Linked DNA regions of Mus musculus: region 2 is linked to region 1. The links are chromatin contacts, found by Hi-C or POLR2A ChIA-PET in ENCODE. All regions are on one chromosome and are shown on one strand. Each heading gives the region's core, a stretch centred on a gene start or an enhancer-like site at or near the end of the contact. The rest is flanking DNA. Distances are from core to core; before and after follow the strand shown. Region 1 holds the start of Mfsd8 (major facilitator superfamily domain containing 8). Region 2 holds the start of Hspa4l (heat shock protein 4 like).

Region 1 (2,966 bases), core at 177-2,676:
CAATCTCTCTCCTCTTTAGAAAACCATTGTAGGGATGAAATGAGGACCCGAATAAGAATAAAATTTCTTTCAACATATACCAAATTGTACTTGATGGAATGCTAGTTAAATTTTTCTTCCTCTATTACATATGAGTCACAAATTGTGCAACTGTCCAGGGATTAGAAATGACAACCATAACACAGGAAGAATATTGAGGTTAAAAAAAAGGACTTTATTTTCTACCCATCTGTAGTCTTGGAACCAATAACGAGAATCTCCTTGTTTCTGTTACTATAGATAAATGTGCAGGACTGAATACAATGAAGTATCTAATAATCAGGATTGGATTCAAAGATAATTAACAGAAGACATTTCAAGTTTAACAGTTCTCTAGTAGGGTATGCCTGATTGGCTGCACATGAGATGATCACAAATGAAAGATCAAAGGAGAGGAGATGGGAATACCACACAACAGAGAGCTCCTGAGGCAGGACAAACGCTAAGCGTTCAAGGAGTTCAAGAATTGAGACTGGGCCCCAACTCTGAGAGATTCCGGGTAACTTATCTCGACCTCCGGTCTTGATCAGATAGATAAGTATCTGCTTTACCCGTGTCCTAGGAGAGATGTGATCCAATGAAATCACATGACAATCTTATCTATAGTTAAGAAAACATTACTTTAGGAGACACACGATGACTTCTAGCAGCAATTAGCTGACAAGTCCAATGGCAGGGACAGAGACTAGGAAGTCAACAGTATCTGAGTCTGTTGAGTGTTTATGTTCCTGGTGCTGAAAGCAGCGGGTTGGAGCTAAGCAGGCTTTGCCTAGGGGCTGGTTTTTTGCAAAGTTGAGGTTCTGGGGCCCGGAACCAGCGAGGTTGTAGCCTCCTCAGACCCGACCTTCAGTCCCCTCAAGTGAGGAGCCGGCGGGGGCATCAGTGTCTGGCTGCCATCAGCCGCGACTTCCAAGTCTCTCAGGAGCGGAGTCAGGGGTATAACAGCGGCTGCCTACCATCAGCCTCATCCTCAGTCCCTTTCAGGTGAGGCGCTGATGGCCAGCAGGGTTGGGTCACAGGGGTCCCCAACGCCCTCTGTCGGACAGGACACTGCTGCCTTCATGCCGCCTTGCACGTAAGCAGATGACAGAGGCTGTTACTTACAGGCCGCTCGCCGAGGCACACCTGAAGGGGAACTCGCCAAGCCTCTGGCCACCACCGCTCTCCACGCTTAAGGCACCGGACTTTCGCCTCAGCTCGGACAGCAGAGAGCTGAATCTGCTCAGGTACAAAACAGCAGGCGAGCTGCCAGCCAGCCTGACAGGGAGGACGTCCTCGGGGCGGGGCGTGGCGTCCGCGGGACACGCCCCCAGAGGCCGGCTCTGGCCTTGCTCCACCTCTTCCGGCCTTCTCTCTGTTTGCCACCACCGCCTCCTGCAGGGCCCACACACTTCACATTTCCCTTCGGCTGCCGGTCCGCTTCCGGCCTCACGGCGCGCAAGCGCACTCGTAGGAGTGTTTTGACAGCTCCGGGCCTGGAGAAGGAGCAGGTGTCGCGAGAGTGGGCAGCGCGCCGCCTAGCGAGAGCTGGAATTATGGCGAACCTGGGAAGTGAGGCCGAGCGGGAGCCCCTCTTGGGCCCGGGATCACCCGGAAGCAGGTGAGCAGGCGGGTGGGACTAGCTGGGAACAGTGAGTCCACTGTCCGGACCCGAAACCCGGCTGCACATGCGCATGCCCAGCAACGCCTTCGGAGCCGCTTAGGACAGGCTCCGGGATAATGGCGTGTACTTGGGAATAGAGGAGAATCTTGGTGCTTGGAGAACTTGTGTACCTAGAAAGCTGGGCAGGGGGATGCTTCACAAAGGTCACAGCAGTTTCACATTGTAGCCCTTGTGCTGTGTGTCTTAAGCATCTGCCTGAATCCTGTTATGGTAATTCCTTCTTGCTTGAGAGCTTCTTTTTCTTCACTATTTTTCCTTTGTTTTGTATGAAGAAACCTAAGCTGCCTCCTTTACAGCAGACACTGCATTCTGTTGACCCTGTGTAGCTGTCCACTGTCACAAAAGCCCCAAATGGTGGTTTTAACCGACACTCAAGAGCTAAACTTGAGTTAGACTTTTCCTAACCTGCCTAATAACGTCTTCATATTTTGCAAATAAACCCACTTAAAATGACTCACATTTGCTCAGTATCACATGTCCAAAATAAAGACACCTTTAAGCGTTTCATTAGTATTTTCATCCTTGTAATTCTCATTTTGATCCTAATTTATGAGCACTAATTTAGAAAAGTTGGGCTTGTCTTACTGTAGCAATATGTATTCTTACTTTTACGAAGCAATAAGTATTATTTCATCGAGTCTTTTATTTGAAGCGCAGTGTGTGTTTTATTAGGTTCATTTTTTGAGGGGGAACGGGTGGCACATGCATCATGCTTTGTACAGAGGCCAGAGGATGGATTACAATTTTATGTTTCTTGATTTTTATCTTGAGGTGATTAAAATAAGTAGCAGTGTTGACATTTGTTTTAAAAGAGCTGCATCCCCCAGGCCTGTTGAGACCTTCGAAGCTGTTGGCTTCTGCCCTGCTTTTTGCTGTGCCGCAATCCTTTTGGAGTTCTTACAGCTCTATAGTTGCCCTGCGTATTCCACGCCTAGAAGAGGCCATCCCTCTTCTCCCTTTTGAAATCTGTCAGCAACCCTCATTTATGTTACCTGCAACTCCTGCCAACAACTTTTTTTCTTCCAGGCTTGTTATTTGCCGGGACCCTGAAGTTATTTTTACTTACTGTAATTTTGTGCTTCTGATGTACAGGCTCTGCCAGGCTAGAGCTCCCTGTTAGTCACGTGCATAGGGCTGTGGCATTTCCATTTCCTAGCCTTCTTTGTGCTGCTTGCTTTTCTTTTGTTGTATTTCATGTCTGGCCTGTGTTTTCCAGAAAGAGTGTGGGATCCTTGAGTTATATATGTACAGCTAACCACAGAAA
Region 2 (2,966 bases), core at 198-2,697, 100 kb after region 1:
TAGAATTTTAATTTTTAATTTTGCCTCTTCATGTACCTATATTTCTAAGTTTAATAATTTTTCATAATATATACTTAATAAATTAATAAATCATGAGTAAATTATTGGTCCTGGAATTATGGTGGTTATGTGGCTAATGTTCACATTTGTTTATCTAGAATTTCAATAGAGATGTGATGGGTCAATCTAGAAAAAGAGGAGGCCTAAAACATTGCAGACTACATTTGGAAAGAAATCAAAGCATTCTGTATTCACTAAAGCTACTCTGAAACATACTGTCACATTCTTAAACTACTAGAACTATTTTAACCTCATCATTTAAAGATGGTTTTACACTGATCTTGGCTGAATTAGTTTAATTTAAAAATATAGTATGGATCATTCATCTTTCCAAAAAAAAAAAAAAACACATGAACAAAATTTTCCTCATCAAATTATAGGTGAACAAGAGTGTACAAAGAGTTTTTTCTTGTGCAAGTATTAGTTGTGTTCTTTGCCAACAAACTTTCCAGAAAGGAGAAAGAAGTGAACGTGTGGACACACGTTTCCATGACATAATGCTACATAGTCTTTCATCAAGAGTTCATAATGGAAACACTCCACAATCCTGTTTACACAGGATCGTTGCCTCTGACTCACCAACAATTCACTCTGTAGACACGCACTTTGGGTAGTAGCTTCTAACAACGGCAATTTCCACTAACTGAAAGATACTGCCAATGTACAGCTAAGATTCCCATTGTCCGAGTCTCATAGTGAATGCACCGTTAACCTAATCCCTCCGGAAACTGGTCAGATCATCTCAAATTCTCAAGGACACCACCTCATCTCTCCTTTCTATAAACACACAGACAGATAAATAAATAAATAAAGCCAATGACTTCTAGTGTTAGGAAAACTGCCCTTCGTTTTCTTAGGTGTGCAATAACCAGGGGTCACTTTTCTGAGAAAGCTGTCGCTCAGGAGATGGGGGAGGGAGGGCAGAATGCAGAGCTCTAGCCGACTTCCTAGTACAGGATAATCCCAGGTCACCCCTCTCTGGTTGCCTCAGACCTTTCTTCCCTGTCCAGGACGCCATGCCGAGGTGGCCCCCCCATGGCCTCCTGCAGCCCAACGCAGGGGCCCCAGGGTCAGGGATGTCTGCGGCAAGCAGAGATGAGGCGAGCCGAGCAGCCAGAGGGAAGCCCCTGCCCTCCTCGTCTGGCTGTAGACGCTGCACCTGTCACAGGGGGCGTCCCGGGCCCCACCCCAGGAAAGGGGGCGTGCGGCACTTACGGCGTGCACCTGTCGCTGTACTCGTTGGCGATGGTCTCGATGCCGCCGCTCCTCGCTACAGCGATGTAGCAGTTGAGGAAGCCGAGGTCAATGCCCACCACCGACATCCCGCTTAAGGCTCGGGCTGCGGAGACCGCGTCCCGCTGCGGGTCCCCACTGCGGGCGCTGCGACTCCTGCGAGAAGCAAAGGAGAGGACCCACTCTCTATCGGAAAATCTAGGGCAGGGCGTCGGAACTGCGGAGGTGGAGCCGCCCGCCTGAGCCGCGCCGCCTCCGCCCGGCCCGCCGCCTAGTCTCCACTGCGGTTCGCCGCCCCCAACCGGCAGTTACTGCGGTCTGCGCCTGCGCGCTCGGCCCCGGGAGGCGCGAGCCACCGGTCGGCTGAGGCTGGGCGGCCTCGCCCTCGGCCGCTCCCGTCAGCGCTCGGCAACGGCTCGCTGCGGAGTGGCAGGTTCGAGAAAGAGCTGGAAAGAGGGAGGGGAGGCCGCGGAGCCGCGGGGCAGGGCGGGGCGGGACGGGGCGGGGCAGCGGTCGGGCGACGCCTGGGGGGGGGGGGCGAAGCCGTCTCCCGGCAACGCCGGGGCAGCGGTGTCTCGCGGACGCTCTTCTAAGCGCCGCCCTCCTAGCAGCGCCTCCCTCCTCCGCGTTGCTCTCCGCAGCACCGCTCGCTCTGGCCGCCCGCATCCTCCCAGGGTCCCCGAGAGCCACAGCCTGGGATCTCACCGCCGGCCTCGCAGCCCCGAGGGGCCGCCCGCGTGCGGCTCGTGCTGAGGCTCCTCCTGCAGCCCCTCTGTGAGGTGGTGCCCATTGTGCGGTGCCAGGGTCGCCCGCTTCTCAGAGCTACCCTGCTGCGCCCGGTCCCAACCTGTCACCTTCCTCCATGAAAAAGTGGTTTTCTAGGCCCTGGCCTGCTTGCCCAGGGAGCTTCAGAGAAGAAGCCTGCCTTGTGAGGAGGCGTGCTGCCTGTGTGCACTTGAACAAGTTTTAGCTCATGCTTACGAAGTCTGGCGGTCCTGGTCCTTTCCATGCACATCCCAGTGTGAATTTGGCTCTTTTTTATCCAGCCCCTGTGTCCCACGTTCCTTAGGGTCCAGTTCTTCATGTATCTGTGGGCTCTTCTTATCTAGTTCTTCATGTACATTCTGACCCTTCTCGTCCAGTTCCTGTGTCTGGTGACCCTTCTCATCCAATTCCTTGTGTAATCCCTCTTCCAGCTCGTCCAAGTTTTTGTGTGCTTCCTGTTTCACCTTGGAATTTGACACGGAATTTTTATCCGCATATTCAGTACTCTCATAGTCCGTATTTGTGCTCCTTCTTAAGTTACTCAATCGCTTCACTATTAACACTGCTGTTAGGGCGGCAGCAGCAAGTGTGGCAATAGCCCCCGCTGTTGCTATAATGAATACAAAATACATTTTAGGAACTATACCAAGTCAACTGGGACGCCACTATTGTTCCAACTCTAGTGTCTCTAAAGAATCTTTTTTGACTTCAGAGTCTGCAGGGGGCATGCTCTGACCCACTCAGCACTTTCTTAGGAGACCACCTACCTTGGCTTCCCAGCAGGCTGTGCGCACACAGAGCAGGGATTGGATGCTTCTGGCCCCTCAGAACTCTGGGTCTCAGTGGCTTCCACTACTAAGTTGCCCCATTTAGCCATTATCCTAAGGGATAATGATCTGCCGCTGGCT

What was found. A loop is a pair of places that touch in the nucleus more often than their neighbours do. ChIA-PET counts read pairs that join two places held with the same protein, here RNA polymerase II (POLR2A).
Region 2: a map of left cerebral cortex shows a loop between it and region 1 (20-fold over the local background). The contact joins the promoter of Hspa4l here to the promoter of Mfsd8 in region 1. A Hi-C loop is called at or near these places in 1 of 37 maps with a recorded cell type or tissue (left cerebral cortex). POLR2A ChIA-PET finds 5 or more read pairs at or near these places in 1 of 5 experiments (Patski).

What each region holds. Positions count from the first base shown.
Region 1 is chr3:40,845,314-40,848,279 of GRCm38, reverse strand. It overlaps Mfsd8 (major facilitator superfamily domain containing 8), which reads left to right and starts at 1,426. Exons shown (of 12, transcript NM_028140.5): 1 at 1,426-1,639. The coding sequence starts at 1,575. It also overlaps the pseudogene Gm2011.
Region 2 is chr3:40,744,094-40,747,059 of GRCm38, reverse strand. Hspa4l (heat shock protein 4 like) reads right to left here and starts at 1,447. Exons shown (of 19, transcript NM_011020.3): 1 at 1,276-1,447. The coding sequence starts at 1,382.